Regions from separate parts of the Mus musculus genome. Here region 2 is linked to region 1. A link is a loop called in an ENCODE intact Hi-C map of the cell type or tissue named here. Cell type or tissue: heart. All regions are shown on one strand.

The links. Hi-C counts contacts between places; a loop is a spot of excess contacts. Peaks named below come from ENCODE experiments on the same cell type or tissue, not always from the same donor. Only the 100,000 strongest peaks of a DNase experiment are listed, where the experiment ranks them.
Region 2: it touches region 1 in a loop (4-fold over the local background); 5 of 42 quality-filtered maps call a loop at or near these places.

What each region holds. Positions count from the first base shown.
Region 1 is chr13:69,529,235-69,537,234 of GRCm38, reverse strand. Tent4a (terminal nucleotidyltransferase 4A) reads left to right here and starts at 3,371. Exons shown (of 13, transcript NM_198600.2): 1 at 3,371-3,747. A930018O16Rik reads right to left here and starts at 2,920. Exons shown (of 1, transcript XM_011244606.3): 1 at 1,784-2,920. The coding sequence starts at 2,920. The coding sequence ends at 2,039. In heart, CTCF peaks have their summits at 2,241 and 4,245; DNase peaks (open chromatin) are centred at 2,474 and 3,664; H3K4me3 peaks cover 5,784 bases; H3K27ac peaks cover 3,052 bases.
Region 2 is chr13:68,577,184-68,585,183 of GRCm38, reverse strand. It overlaps Mtrr (5-methyltetrahydrofolate-homocysteine methyltransferase reductase), which reads left to right and starts at 3,015. Exons shown (of 15, transcript NM_172480.3): 1 at 3,015-3,119; 2 at 4,469-4,633; 3 at 5,488-5,641; 4 at 7,479-7,596. The coding sequence starts at 4,505. Fastkd3 (FAST kinase domains 3) reads right to left here and starts at 2,974. Exons shown (of 7, transcript NM_027123.5): 1 at 2,834-2,974; 2 at 182-1,645; 3 at 1-6. The coding sequence starts at 1,622. In heart, no CTCF peak of the experiment used is centred here; a DNase peak (open chromatin) is centred at 3,043; H3K4me3 peaks cover 2,224 bases; H3K27ac peaks cover 1,784 bases.

The sequences.
Region 1 (8,000 bases):
AGGACTGAATTTTACTCTCAGTGTCAAGAAATATGCAGCTTCTATGGCTGGAGATGGCGAGGCAGTTAAGAGCACCTGCTGCTCTTGCAGAGGACTTGGGTGAGGTTCACGGCACCCATACTGTGGCTCATGACCTGTAGCTTCAGTTCCAGGGGATCTGACACCCTTCTGTGGCTTTCATGGATACCAGGCACACATGCAGTGAGCTTACAATACACACATACAAACATTTAATTATACACATAAAATAAAAAAAATAAATAAATCTCAAAAGAAAGGAATGAGCCGGGTGGTGGTGGCAGACGCCTTTAATCCCAGCACTTGGGAGGCAGAGGCAGGTGGATTTCTGAGTTCGAGGCCAGCCAGGACTATACAGAGAAACCCTGTCTTGAAAAACCAAAAAATAAAATAAAATAAATGAAAAAGAAATGAATGTACAGTACTGCTCCTGATTTACATAAAACATTTGTCACCAGACATATAACAAAACATTTACTCTAATTACAAAGACTTGTCTAGTGGCTGATTAATCAAAGGAGCATGTTAACTAAAGGCAGTGGCAAAGACAGAGCGTGAGACTATAAAAACCAAGGAAAGCACTCTAAGAAGAAAAAACTGACAGCACAGACGACAGACTCTGGAAGCTGGCAAGGGGACTGAGTGTGCGTGGCCATTCTACTAACACTCGTGGGAGGACCTACCTTCTGTGTTACACCGTCCTAGAGCTGATGTCCAGCAGAGAAGAGGACAACAAGCCTGTCTCTCCTTGGGGGCCTGCCATTCTGACAAAGTAGAGGGAACACAGAAAAACTATATATTGGATAGTCGGTGAAATCAAAACGTGCAGAAGCCCCTCTCATGGGTGCCTGAACAGCCTTGTAAGGAAACAGATATTCACAGATGTTCTCAGGTTATGGTGACATTTCTTAGTGTGTGCCCAATCCAACATACCAGGGGTCCTAAGAAAAGAGGCAGACATGGTGAAAGTGCCATGCAATGATGGAGTCAGGTTAGTGATGTGACTGAACAAGCAGTGCCAAGGAATGCCAAGAATAATAGACACCTGGAGGAAAGCAGGAAGCAGGGTAATTTTCCTTGTACAAACCTTCTGAGACATCATGGCTGCCGACATCCAGAACTGTGGAGGAGCAAACTTGCTTTCTGAGTGCCCGAATCAGTAAAATCAGGGAAAGAAATGGGGAAGCTGTAAGACCCAGTGTAAAAGCTCTGGGGCAGGAGTGTGCCTCACACTTGCTGCTGGTGCGTATGAGGTTTTGGGACAACCTGGAGAAAATGGGGAAAGACTAGGTGGAGTCTGGCAGGTTAGCAAGGCTGTTACATTTTGATCAGTGAGAGAGTAAGCTCCAGTAACATTCTGAGGCGATAGACGATCTGATTTCTTAAAAGTAACAACTTAAATATGTATGCATATATGCGTGGACATATCAGACGCTGGGATCACCGGCTGAGTGGGTTAAAAATTAAAGGGGGCAAAGGAAGGAATATGGGGAAAACACCTGGGAGACAATTTAAAAACAGACCAAAGACGGAGGTGACCAATGAGAAGAGAGGCAAGAATTTGTCTTTGGACAGTAGCAGAGCCAAGAGGAACGAGGGACGGAGGAGGGCAAAGACTTTTGCGCTTTTGCCCAGATCCATTAAAAATTGAGTTCAAACAAGAACTGTTTTTCTTTCCCGTAGTATTTAACACAACACACTCTGGGACAGGGCTTCAGGGCTTGCGTGTACTGTTTGCAATCGTCCTGCCTTGGCCTCCCAAACGCTGGAATTACAGGCACTCGTGACCACACACAAAGCATAGGCTCTGCTCATTGGCTGTGATCTCCACATACACCGGTGGTCAGAAAACGCCAGAGATAAAACATTCATTCGCATTAACGCTACTGACTGAAGGCAGTAAGCACGCTACCTGGCCCTTACTTCCACCTTGGTACAGTGTGAGAAGGGCCAAGTACTTGGTAAGGTTTGCTCCACGGTGGTACAGACCACGAGGGAAGCAGTTCTCTTATGCTCAAAATTAGCGGAGCCCGGATGCAGAGGCCCAAGGACGGCAGAGGCAGAGCGGGCACCCGCTGGGCTGGACCCGCACACCAAACGCACAGGACACCAGAGCTGCTTCCGGCTTCACGGGCCGTGGCGCCCGCACGCGGCGCATGCCAGAGCAGGCGCGTTTGGTGGAGCGCGTTGCGAGCGACGGGCCACGCGTGGCCGGCTCTGCCCAGTCACTCCACCGTACAGAGCACGCGAGGAGAAGGCGGGAGGGCGGGGGCTCGACCCGGTGCAGTCGCAGCGGTTTCGTTTTCCCAGGCGGTCCGCGACCGCAGCACACCAGCCGGCGCGGAAACTTCCACCCGGCACGCTGGCGTGTCTGCGCACGCGCAGCGCGGCCCACACAGCCCAGCGCCGACCCGCACCCGCCCCTCCGGCCCCGCCCTGTCTGTCTGGTCTGCATGCGCCCGCGCCACTGTCTCTCCGCCGCCGCCCGGAGCGCGCAGTGCGCAAGCGCGGTAACCAAGGCGGCGCTGTCTAGTGAGGATTTGAAATCCCCGCGCGTGCGCACTGCGCCGCGGCCCGCGAGGGAGGCCGCGCCCCCGCGCCGCCGCCCCCGCGCCGCCTCCCCGCCCCTCATTGGAGCTGAGGCGGCGGCCCCCATCCCTCTCCGTTCCCGGCCGCCGCCGAGGGCGTCTTTCCGCCGCCGCGCCGCAGGAGCGCCGTGACTGACTGACGGCCCGACGCTCTGGGCCCGCCCCCTCGGCCGGTCACCGCCCCTTCGATGGCCTCTCCCTGCCGCCCGCACGCTACGCCGCCGCCGCCGCGGCCCCCTCGCCCTCCCCGCGCCGCCTGAGCCACCGGGACCGCAGCTGCGCCGCGCGCCCCACCGAGCGCCGCCCGCGCCCATCCGCGCGCACCGGAGCGCGGCCCAGGCCCGTCCGTCCGTCCGTCCGCGCGGCCGGCCCGGGGCGCGGCGGGGCGGGGCGCGGCGGGGGCGGGGCGCGGCGGGCGACGCGGGCCCCGCGGGGGCGGCGCGTGGATGGATCCGCGCGTGGCCTGGATCCAGCCGGAGCAGAAGGGGCCGGCCAATGCCCTGTGGATGCAGATCTGGGAGACCTCGCAGGGCGTGGGCCGTGGCGGCTCCGGCTTCGCGTCCTACTTCTGCCTCAACTCGCCGGCGCTGGACACGGCGGCCGCGCCCGGGGCGGCGGGGCGCGCAGCACCAGCAGCAGGAGGCCCGGGGCCGGCGCCCGCCGCCTCGTCCCCGCCGCCGGCGCCCGGCCCCGCCGCGCTGCCCCCGGCGCTGCTTACCGCGCTAGGGCCCGCGGCGGACAGCGCAAGACGCTTGCACAAGTCCCCGTCGCTGTCGTCGTCGTCGTCCTCGTCGTCGTCCAACGCCGAGTCGGGCACCGAGAGTCCCGGCTGCTCGTCGTCGTCCTCCAGCAGCACCTCGCTCGGCCGCGCCGGCAGCGGCCGCACCTTCTTCAGCTTCGCCGACGGTGCTGCCCACGCACACCCGGGCCCACGCGGCTCCACGCCCGCCGGCTCGCCGCCGCAGCACCAGTTCCACCCGGGTCGGCGGAAACGCGAGAACAAGGCCAGCACGTATGGCCTCAACTACCTGCTGTCGGGCAGCCGCGCGGCCACGCTGAGCGGAGGGGGCGGCCCCGGGGCCCAGGCGGCGCGGCCCGGCACGCCGTGGAAGAGCCGCGCGTACAGCCCGGGCATCCAGGGGTGAGTGCGCCCGAGCCGCGGGGCTGCCAGCGGCGCGGGCACTTTAAAAACTCCGTTGGATCGAGATCCACCAGGCAGGGGGGATTGACAGTTCGGGATGGAGGCCTAGGGCTAGACTAGAAAGTGGTTCCTTTCTTTCCTCTGCTCCAGGGCAGGGAAGCAAGGGCTGGCTGTCAGAGTGGGAAGCGTTTACGCGTGTTCTTTCCTGTAGGCTAAATCCTGTATCTTAGTGTAGTGAGGTTGAATGTAAAAAATTTTTGTTCCCTTTTTTTGAGACAGTAGGTTTTTGGTATTGGTGCAGTTTAGCCATCAAGTGAGGTTTAGAAGTGGAGTCTTGTGTGTGTTGAGGTTACCTCGTACGTTTTAATTTTGGGCAGACGTTCACAGAAAGACCGTCACCTGGGGTTTCTGAAAACCACCTAATAGTACTCAGGTTTTTTTCCTGTGAACTCACAGGAAGGTGTTTTCATTTAAAAATTTTTCCATAAGGCTCAGAGGACCTTAGCGGTTTAATGTCCCCAATGACAGCAAGGTGGGGGTGTTGGTCTGGAATTGCCCCAGGTGAGACTTTTCTAGTATGAAGCTCTTCATTCAACCTATTGGTTGAATTTCTGAACATCTAGAAACAAAATAGTGGTTGTGTAGTCTCAAGACTGGTGAGCTTGATTTGCCTCAGTTCCTGCCGCTCTTAAAGGGCGTCTAACCTCCCCCCCTCCCCCTCACTCCAGGGAGCGACATCCCCAGTTCAAGTCCACCCGGGTGGTTGCTAGGCCCTGGGACTCCTTTGAGGTAACTTCTTAGGGGGCTGTTTGCGGTTTGAGGTCTGTGGGGAACACGGATACTCTTTAAGGGGTTGGGGGTGTTACATAGAAACAGTTGTCCCCTCTGCAACTTGTTTCACCTGCCTTGGATCTTTGGGTCGGGATTCTCCAGCATGCACTACAAATCCAGGAGGAGCCTGGTTTCTTCTGCCAGTTCCCCCGCAGTGCTTGCTTGTAGAACTTTGTGAGACAGGTGTGGCCGTGGACCTACGGGAGGTTTCTGGATTGTTACATAACTGTAATGGACATGGTGTCTGCCGGGAGACGGATCCTAGCCTCTGACAGAGTTCCACTTGGGTACTTAGGCATCAGCAGCATGATCTGCCCCTCGGTGAGAGTTGTGTCCCTTGATGTGGTCTCTCTGGTGGTCTGTAAAGCTGGTCAGCCTCTGTGTGTTCTTCTGTGGCGTTTTGTTAGTATGTGTGCCTCTGTGGGCTAGGTGTGCTTTTAGAGTCTAGCATGGGTGCAGTTGGCATGGGTGGCATGTATTTCTATTGATCCCACAAGCATGGTCCCTTCTTTAAATACCCTCCCTTCCTGGTACAGATGAACATTGCCACCTGGGTATTCATACTTGGCTCCTGTCACCCTACTCCCAAGTCTGTAGTTCTTGATTAGCCGCTGTCCCCCAAGTCTGGGTCTCTCTTCCTATGTCAAGCACATTGTAACCACTCTCTGGAGGAGGATGCTCAGGCAGTCCAAGACTGGGGTCTTCTGTGCACTGTGGCCTAGCCTGTGTCCTTGGTCAGCAGGGTCAGTGGGATGAGGTTCTACCAGCCCCCAACTTTCACGAGAGCCTCCATTACTTCCCCCACCCACCCAAGAGAGATGAAGGCCTGACTCGGTGGTGCTTGGGCTCTGCCACTCTTCTTGCCTGAGCCCTGCCTCAGAGCCCCACTTGCTCACTTTAGGGTTCAAAACCCAGCTAGAGTTTAGCGTTGGATGCTGCCTGGTGACTCTTCCTTTTCTGTCTAGGTGGCATGTGTTGAATGGTGACTCCTGGAGGAGGAGCTTGCTAACTGGCTTGGCATGTGTGCGTGAGAGAGTGCCTCCTGAGAGGGTACCTTGTCTGTTTCCTACTGTGACTGACCTCTCGAGGGGGTGGGAAGGAATTAGTGAACGGGCACCAGTAGAGCTGAGCCCTATATGTTAACAGTAAAGGTGGCTCCAACTATTGCTGGTTGCTCTCACGTGAGCTGATCTTGGATGGCAAAAAAAGGACCTGTCTGAAGCTAGTCTTGTGCTGTGTGGGGCCAGCACCAAGCCTGGCTTAGCAAGAGACACAAGTAAGGTTAAGTGTTGGCTTGAGCGTGGCCCAGTTAACAGTGAGGGGGCCTGTTATGTTAGTGAGAGGCTGCTGAGCTTGCTTTCTGCTGCTGGGGACGTGCCTTTGGGGGACTCCGCAGACCTCCAGAAAGGGTGAGTGGTTTTCTGGTGGGGTGAGAGTCTGGGTCTCTGCCCAGGTGGACACGGGGCACTTGCACCTTTCAGCTCTCTGGGTGGAGTTTGCCCTTGGAAACTGCTAGACTGCTTTCGATCCCGGGTAGGATGAAGAAAGCGGACAGGGCTTAGTGTAATGAGCTTGGGGAGGAGAGAAGGTGAGCCCTGCTATGGGAGCTCCCCTGAGCCCAGCTCTGAAACCTTCCTTGGGACATGGCAGGCATAATGTCAGATGTGCCTCTGCATGAGTTTCTTGCTTAGGATGGAGGCAGGCATGGGCAGGCTCTCTGGGTCCTCCCTCCCCCCTTTAACTAACTCACTGTGCCTTCTGAGTCCTTAACTCTGACCCACAGTGTGATTCCTTAGTCCTGGGCAGTCTCAGTGGCTTTAGAAGCTGCTTTGGGTTAAAAGTAAAGAGCATTCCCCTGGAAGTGAGGATTGGAGTGTGGTCCTGACCTCCCTGGTGTCTTGCAGGAGTGCAGATGGACAGGGGAGGCCCCAGCCCTTGCATACACCTGCAGCCCCATGACTTGAGTTGACTCTGAAGGTTGTGTCCTCCCAGGTGTGCCTACAGTGGGCAGCTTCTCTGCAACTCTCTTCACCATAGTTAGTCTTTGAATGTGTCCTGTGCCCTTGGCGACAGGAGTCCCGTTGTCCGTCTGAAGCCGGAGAAGCCTCCAGTGTCAGCAGTTACAGCTTGGCTGTGACTGATGGTGCTCTCAGGGCTGTGGGGTGATTCCCTCCCAGCTCCATGACTGCTCTTTTTGCTGTTCTCCTGTGAGGGAGTCAGAGCTCGGTGGAGCAGCCAGGTTCCCTCTCCTGCAGCACAGCTCCTGGCTGTTCTGACAGAAGCAGATGGCCTTTCCTCAGAAGGCTCCATTGGGAAGGCACAGGTGAGGGCCCAGTGGGTTGTGCTGTGGAACACAAGTGTAGTCACTGCTATCTCCCTCCCTGTCTTCCAGTGAGCATCAGGGGATGCACGGGAGGGAAGAGGGAATCAGGGAAGCTGTAAACCCCGCCTGTGCAGGTGACAGTGGCATAAGAGGTTTCTTTCACAGAGATGCTCAAGGTTGAAGAGGGAGATGAGAACAGTATACTACACAGAGCTTGTTGTCATATGGACAGTGTTACCTCCTGTGCAACCTTCTCCAACTAAACAGCACCACTCTCTTGTCATGGCCAGTCTCCATACAGAACTGGAAAGGCTAGTGAGATGCTGTCCCGGGCAGCTGAGGGGAGTCCCGGAGAACTGCTGCACCACGGCTTGCTCAGGATGGAGAGCTGATGCTGGGGAAGGCTGCCCAGGAGGACAAGGCCAGTCTTCTCTTAGACTAGAATATTAAGCAGGCTGGCGCAGTCCTTTGGAAAAGAGGCCCTAGGGTTGGGGAGGCCTTGGGTTTGGTTCCTAACACCAAGGAGAAAAGCAATAGAAACAAAGAAACAAACAACCATAAAAATAAAAATGGAGTCCCTGAGTAATTTTGAAGAAAAACCATCTAATGCTCATGCTGTGTAAGTTAAGGAGGGCGGGCATCCGGGTGTCCTGGCGTCTGGGTGTCCTGGCGTCCTGTGGCTGGGATATTTGGATGAAGAAGCAGGGCTGCTTCCCCCTTAGAAGCAACACACCTGTGGCTTAAAAGTAATTTTTAAGTAAAAAAATTTTTTTAGATTTTTTTTCATACTGTTATTTACATATTTGATTCTTGTGTATGTGCTTATGTGAGTTTATGTGCATCACATTTACAAATGTCTGCGGTCGCCAGAAGAGGGCATTGGATTCCTCTGGACGTGTAATGACAGGCAGCTGTGGGCAGCCAGATGTGGGTGCTGGGAACAATCTGGATTCTCTGCACGTGCTCCCAACTGCTGGACAGCCCATCTAGCTCTTTAAGTAGACATTTAAAAGGAAAAAAAGAAAATATGACTTTAAGACTTGTGCTTCAAAGTCTTGGTTATTTTTGATGACAGATGTGAGCTTTTGGGCATCACCTT
Region 2 (8,000 bases), 950 kb after region 1:
CTTTACCTGGGGAAAAAAAAAACAACTATTGGCTTGGAATGTTGGCATGTAAATGAGGGATTATAATTATAAAACCACCCAGCTACTTCCGGAGCAAGCAGTCTGAAACGACACTGGAGCTCTCAGTGTAAGCAGTGCCTGACCACATCCCAAGTTATACATCACTTCTTAACCGCCTCACCTTGCAGCCGCTGAAGGAAAAAGGGGCTGAATAGTTTTGACATGAAGTTGACGGGATGTCGCTCAATCAGCGCACATGAATGAAGGAGCCTCAGTAGCATCTTTGGTGGGAAGTGATGTAAACGGGCACAGAGCACATTTTCTACCTTCCTAAACAGGGCAGGGGCGTTTGGTGGCACGTAATTGAGCTTTCCAAATGGCTCAATTAGCTCGGCAATCTGACTAGGTGAAAGTCTGTCCCACTGGCAAACAACGATCTCTGAGACTACGTCGAAGATGGGCTTGGAGAGAATCCGTTTCCTGCTGCAGTACCCCATCACGGAGCTGGCCACAGCGGGGTCCAGGGAGAAGCACAGGGCGGACACATGTTGCTCTAAGGCCTCTGTGAAGAACCTGTCACTGTGTCCGAAATAGACAAACGCCTCCAAGACCTTCCTGAGCTCTTCGTTGGTAAAACGGGGGATGTATCTCACAACGTACTTGCCCAGCTTTATAAGCAGTGGGAGTGCGTGAGTCTGGTCCAGGGCCACTAAGGCGGTGAGGACATGGCTAATGGATTTAGGGCTCAGGTAGGGAACTACTGAAATGGAGAAGTTGTTTAATGTGTTTAAGAACATCTGGTGTTTGTCTACTTCTTCAGGACACACCTGCAGAATCCTATAAACGGACGTGATCTCCTCTGGAGCAAATGTTTCCACACTTTTACTTTGAAGTTGACGGACAACCAGCTTCAGGGTCTCACAACTCGCACCTTGAAGCATGGCCAGACTTTCCCCAAGGACACAAAGATGGTGGACTTCGAGGTTGCCTCTTTGGAGACGACGTTGGCATTCTGCCACCAGGCTCAGCATCAGGCTACTTTGAGGATCTGCAGGCAACAACGTAAGCAGAGATTGCAAAGCTGTCACCAAACCAGCATTGGTCAGGTGTGAGGGGTCTCGCTCACACCGGAGGCAAAGAGCCTGGAAGGCACGGTTCTCCAGCACTCCTTCTGGCAGCCTTTGCTCACCATCCCTCCTCCCTATCTCACAGATCCTGAGTAGAGCTGCCATTGCCAGAGGGACAGGCAGGGTGTCCAGGGCACTTATGAAACTCAGCACTTCCTCAAAGGAAGTGAAGTAGCTTAGTCTCCTGAAAAGCATCTCTTCATCCTCGTTTTGAAGACTCTGTCCTGGCTGGTTCCATTCCTGCGCCTGGGAGGACCATGGCTCGCCCACGGGATGAAAGTCATTTCCCTTTTCTGAGTGGAAGTTTTTACAGTATGCGTGATGGAATCTGACCCTGAACAGCTCAGGTTGTAGGGAGCAGAAGCACACACTCAGGCGATCTGTGACTGCCTTTGGGGCATGACTGGCAGGGTGAATTTTCAGAGCAACCACAGCTCCAGGTATCCAAAGAATGGACTTATGACAAAAGGCCCTCCGCAGGGTGATGAACGCCATGCCATAGAATTCACAACATGTGACTTAGCATAAGAAAAACAAAAACAAAAACCATGGTCAAATGCTGAGAAAGACAACACCAACGCTACGAAACTAAGAATGAGTATCCCATGACAAAGATTAAAAAAAAAAAAGAACCTTGCAAAAATATTTTAAAAACCAAGGTTTACTTTTCCCACCGAGCCAGGAAACAAGAGAAAGCCTGGGAAGGGGGTCCCCACTCTCCTGGTCCTGATTGCCACACCCAATTGGCTGACACCCAACAGTTGCACCATAACTAGACAAGGCACCGGTAGAAGACATGCACACCCCTTTCTAGGCAGTGTCACTAGGTTTTTTTTTTTAAATGAACTATGCCTTATATCTAAACTCCTTGAGTCCTATGTGTATGTAAGGATCTCAGATTAATGTTTTACCACAACGTAATTCCTCTTCAAAGGCCATGTTCTATGGACAAAGTGAAGGGTGTGCACCAAGGCATGTCTCCTTTAATATGTTTAAAGTTGGCTGCTGATTAAATAGCCCCCCAAACCCCATAATCCTATACATAAGTTACTACTCAGGCTTTCAGGCTTACGCGTCTCTTCAGTTTTCAAAAAAGGCTATTTTTTGAGTAATCAGAACTCATTGACCTTGCTGCGCTCTGGCTCATTCTGAAATTTCTTTTCAGTGGCCCTTGAACACCTTAGTGTTGTCGGGTAGACTGAAGCATCATAGGGCTGACTTCCTGTGGCTTCACTGTGTCTGGGCGAGATGCTGGCTCCTAACCCTAACTGCGATCGCTGCCCAGCCCTTACTTTAAGTCCTGCCTATGGGCTAGGTTACTGTAATTCAGTTCGTCTGGTTGACGCTTTTCCCGCTAAGGACCCTGCAGCCCAAGGAAACCACCTCTGTGTACAGTGAAGCTGGGCGCGAAGAGGAAGAGCTGGAATTCAGATTCTACCTCCAAATCTCGACACTCACGTGATGGGGAAAGGGAACGTCAATGTTGATAATTGCGAGAGAGGAGGAGCAGCCGACAAGATTCAAACTCCGGGTATGAGCCGGGCAAAGCATGGTAATTCGCGCTGAGAAGCTGGGCTGGGGCTCACGCACAATCACAGAAAAGCAAGCGGAGCAGGGCAACGGCGGAGGCAGGCGCCGCGCGACCGGACCGGAGCCCACGGAGCACGAGTGGGGAAGCCCGGGGGTCCTAATCCCGAGACACTTACCGAGCGGCTCCAAGCCGCACCCGGGACAGGACAGACACGGAGCTTCCGAGCCCTGGGAGCGTCCGTACACGGACGCTGCCCCTTACCTGGAGAACATTCCGGCGCGTGCGCGGCACTAAGGCCACCCACCCACCCACATCCGGCGATCAGCGATTGGCCCAGGTCCGCCCGCATGTCTGTTGGCGGTCGTGCGGAGCATGCGTGCTGTGCCGCGCGCGTGCGCAGTGCTCCCGGACTGTGCCTGTCGGAGGAGAACGGGGTTCCGCGCGGGAATTCGCGCCTGGAGGTATTCGGCGGGGGACGGCGGGAGCGACGGAAGCGGTGGGGGAGCCGGGACTCGCGCCTGCGCAGTGGGGATGAGCCGCTGAGTTTTCCGGACCGCGGTGGGGTTCACGGGGAGCACTTGGGAGGCGGACCGCGGTGGGGTTCACGGGGAGCACTTGGGAGGAGTCGGCTCCGCCACCTTTCCCAAAACCTCGTGAGCTCGCACGTGTCACCCATTGGTCCTGTCGAGTCTGTGGCAGTGCTTCCCGATGAACCTTTGAAGGGTTTGTGTCCTAGCTCCCCAGCGGATAAGCCACAAGTGCTTAGAAACTAACTAGAGTTGATTCACTCAGGAAAAGATAATTTTATATAGGCCGGCTACCACTCAGCGTTAGCCACTGGATAGAATGGCGGAGTGTGGAATCCCAGAGCCCTTTATCTTCTTTTTCTCTTGGTTATCTCCGGGGTAAGGCATGAATTAGAAATACCGTCTCTGTGTAAAGTCCATGTACGCTGACTACTGATAGATGCAATGATGCCATCTTTGATGACGACCAGTGCTTTGATTAGGATCTAGCAGGAAACACGAACTCCCCAGTTTCACGTGAACATTGTACAGTTACAGTTTTGGTTTTTTAAAGATTACTTATTTATTTTATATATATGAGTATACTGTGGCTGTACTGATGGTTGTGAACCATCATGTCGTTTCTGGGACTTTGAATTCAGAACCTTTACTTGCTCCGGAGGATCCTGCTCGCTCCAGCCTAAAGGTTTATTTATTATTATATGTAAGTACACTGTAGCTGTCTTCAGAGGCACCAGAAGAGGGCGTCAGATCTCATTAGGGATGGTTGTGAGCTACCATGTGATTGCTGGGATTTGAACTCAGAACCTTGGGAAGAGCAGTCAGTGGTCTCTTAACTGCTGAGTTACAGTTTGTTTTTGTTTTTTGTTTTTGTTTTTTGTTTTTTTTTTGCTTTGTTTTTAAACGGCAGAAACAATAGCCTTTGTAAGCGACACTGTGTTTGAGCATGGCTTAGCCCCTTCACCATTCAGGCTTATGATCCTAATTCAGAGTACAAATGGGCAGAAAGGCAGATCACTCCTATAGTTAGGCACTAATGAATGACAGACACTTGCAAGACCCAACAGTAGCTAGAAATCAAGAGTGGGTTTCACGCCATCAGGGACAATTCAAAAACGTCACTTTTGTATACCTCCTGTCTTAATTCTCTCATACTGCGATTCGTTTAAAATCAGTGCTAAGGAACAAGTTTAGAGAAGGCTGTTTGAAATTATGTTTGGGTGTCCTGCGGGCTACCTGCTTCATTAAACAGTGTACCCCTTTCTTCCTTTTGTGGTTTTTAGTCTCACTGTTAGAGTTGCAGCTGATGACCTGAGGTGATGAGAAGGTTTTTGTTACTTTATGCTACACAGCGAGGACAGGCAAAGGCCATAGCAGAAGAAATAAGTGAGCAGGCTGTGTCACACGGGTTTTCCGCAGATCTTCACTGTATCAGTGAGTCAGAAAAGGTAAGAGCAGCTATTCCTGTGCATTTTCCTGTACTTTGTTGTGGAATGAGGCAGTATACCCATTTTTTGTTGCAGGGGGTTTGCCCAAGCTAGCCTTGAACTCACATTGTAGCTTTGGAGAAATGAACTTTGGATCCTCCTGCCAACTAGCTGAGTCTAAACACAGAATTATACATTTGAATTAGGTTTAAAAAAAACCTCACAGCCTCATTGCACTGCAGCCCATCTTCACTAGGATAGCTCCTGTTGCTCCTCGGTTCTTTCATTGTTTTAAAGTGTGTTTGTTTATTGGGACAGAACAGGGCTCTTTGTAGACCAGGCTGGCCTTGAACTCTAGAGAGCCACGGGCCTCTTTTATCTTTGTTTCTGCCTCACCTTGACCCTGTAAAACCCCTTTGCTCATGTTACTTGTGTGTGTGTGTGTGTGTGTGTGTGTGTGTATGTGTGTGTGCATATACCTACCCATGTACTGCCTTGCTGCTCAGCGTGTCCCTTGACAGATAATGGGCCTGTTTACTTCTCATGTTTTCCTGAAATACAGAATTCGATAACAGTCTGGGGGTAGATGGGGCTTTTCTTGTGTGCCATGTGGAGGGAAAAGTGTTAAACTCTTCTGACCTCCTGGTGCCATCAGCGAAAGTGAACTAGCCTTTGAGTTACTGGGCAGCGTTATTGAGGCATCTAGTCACAGCACTGTTGACCAGGATATGTTTACGGTAACTCGGCCAGAAGAAAAATTAGAAGGAAGCATGCAAGACAGGAGAGTGGGTTCATTGCCTCCAGTTGCTTTGTCTTGATCTTGCCAGCGTGTTAAATCACAAATCTGCACTACTTACTGCATCCTTGTTTTGTAGTATGATCTGAAAACAGAAACTGGCCCTCTGGTGATGGTTGTATCTACCACGGGTACAGGAGACCCACCTGACACAGCCCGGAAGTTTGTTAAAGAAATACACAACAAGACACTCCCCACGGACTATTTTGCTCACCTGCAATATGGATTATTGGGTAACTGACTGTTTCCCTTCTACTATATGCAGTTACTACTTTGATATATGAATATATCTTTCAAAATCTTGAAATAAAGTTGCATAGGCCTTTTTATTTTTATATAACTATTACATCTATGTAAAATGTAGAATTGTCAGTCATTCTCCAATTTGTCTTAATTCTCTCATACTGTGATTCGTTTAAAATCAGTGCCAAGGAACAAGTTTACCCCAGAGCAATGCTCTGATCTCTCCTCCCTCTGTCCTGGGTGTGTCTGAGGGGTCAAACCCAGGGCCTTGCAGTGAGGGGAGCACTTTACCACTTAGCCACACCCCAAACGCTGTACAGAACCTCTCCAGCAGCCTTGGAACTGTTTCAGAATGTTTACTAATGTCTAGGCCTCACTCCAAACCTTCTAAAACAGAGCAGCAGTCTTTGAAGGTGCAGACACTTGGTATATTTCATTGTTTAAGGTAACAGCAGGTCACAAAACCAAGTTATGTTCTTCGGAAATGTTCTTAATTACGTTCTCTAAGAACCTGACTTCAGCCTTGCGGTTTTCAGTCGCTAGCGCATTAGAACCCGCAAGGGAGTTTTAATAACTCCTTTACATTGACTTGCCCTGCCAGCAGTGACTCTGATATGAACAGGAAGGACCTGTTGTCAGTAGTTAGCTCAGAGTGTAATGCAGCTTGCCACCAAGGCTAATGACCTGATTTCAGTCTTCAAGAGCCACAGACCACAGATCCTGCACTTGCCCTACGTTATACCATGGTGTACACGCGCGCGCGCGCGCGCGTGTGTGTGTGTGTGTGTGTGTGTGTGTGTGTGTGTGTGTGTATGTGTGTGTATTTATATATACAGAATAGATTTTAAAAAATAGAGGGACTATCATAGAAAACTATGATAACTAGAGAGGCAGCGGGGGTCCATGTAGTCTGTGTGACTCATTTTTGATAACTATGCTTGGGAGAGTATCCAGCACAGATAACTGACACTGCTTAGATTCTCCATTCGAACCCCAGCCACAGTTTGGTGTATGTCTAAGTAGTGTTTCGGATGTTCTTCAAGCTTTCTATAAAGATGACATTGAAGCCTGACCCAGCCATTCTAGTCAGTGATGTTCCCATGTATGCTCCCACCTCACCTTCCCTCCGATGTCATGTCACGGAGACACTTTAAGTTTCCAATTCTGAATTTTCAAGTGGATGCGAAGCATTAGCTTTCTCAGCATACGAGACAGGCGCAGTTCTTTAACTGTCCTGACAGAGGCTTACTCAGCATCTGCTTGTCTTGCTGGTGTGCCAAGGCCTGCAGGTCAGAAGTGGTGAATACAGCTGGATGAAGATCAGTTTTTGAGGCTTTGTAGGTCACATGGTATCATAGCTGCTGGGTATTGTTGTGGCTTCGGAACAGCCGTGGCATGTAAGCAAGCAGATGTGGCTGTGTTCCAGAGAAGCCTCCCTCACACACACAGACTGTGTTTGGTTCAGAGACTGTCCTTGGCAGCGTGTTCAGAGTTGGGAAAGTGTGCGGAACAGATACTGTGTTTCAAAGCCAGCGTTACCAGTTATTTCAGATTCCTGTATAGTTAAAGTAATTCATGGAAACAGAAAGATTAAATACGTATATTTCTTTGACCCGTGGCCTGTATTTGTTTTGTGTCTATCTGGTGCTTTCATGATAGAAACACATTGCATACTTACCACTGCTGGGACAAATAAGGAAATGTGGACCTATACATTATACTTGATGACTATCTTATGAGTGTGGGGTAGTATTAAGAAATTTTGTGTCACTGTCTGTCATATGATTGAACCCTCCTTCTCCCTAAGTGTGTATTTGGGTTCTCCAGGCTTGGGTGACTCAGAATACACATACTTCTGCAATGGAGGGAAAGTAATTGATAAACGACTTCAGGAGCTTGGAGCCCAGCGTTTCTACGACACCGGACATGCCGATGACTGTGTCGGGTAAGGGCACCGCACGTCTATCTTTTCAGTAAACTCTGCACATGATGGAAGTTGGTTAGCTTATAAACACTTGCTCTGGTTTAGCACTGACAGTCTTCTAAGAGTCTTTAGCTCTGGGACCCAGGAAGGTCTGATGACTAGAACCTGGTTGGCCTGTGTCCTCCATCTTCCATGTCCCCCTTCTAGCCTCCCAGTATCTGCTAATGGAATAAGAGAAGCCCCAGCACAGCTCACATGTGTCTCAGTATAGATGTATGTGTAAGAGTGAACATTTTCTCCGGCCACAGTGGTATCACCTCTATGTCTTCTCTCTGCCCTACACACAGGGGTGCTGTTTGCATCTCCTATAGTGGGACAAGCCCTGCAGGCTGAGCATCACTGAACATGGCTTGTCTTGGCTGTCT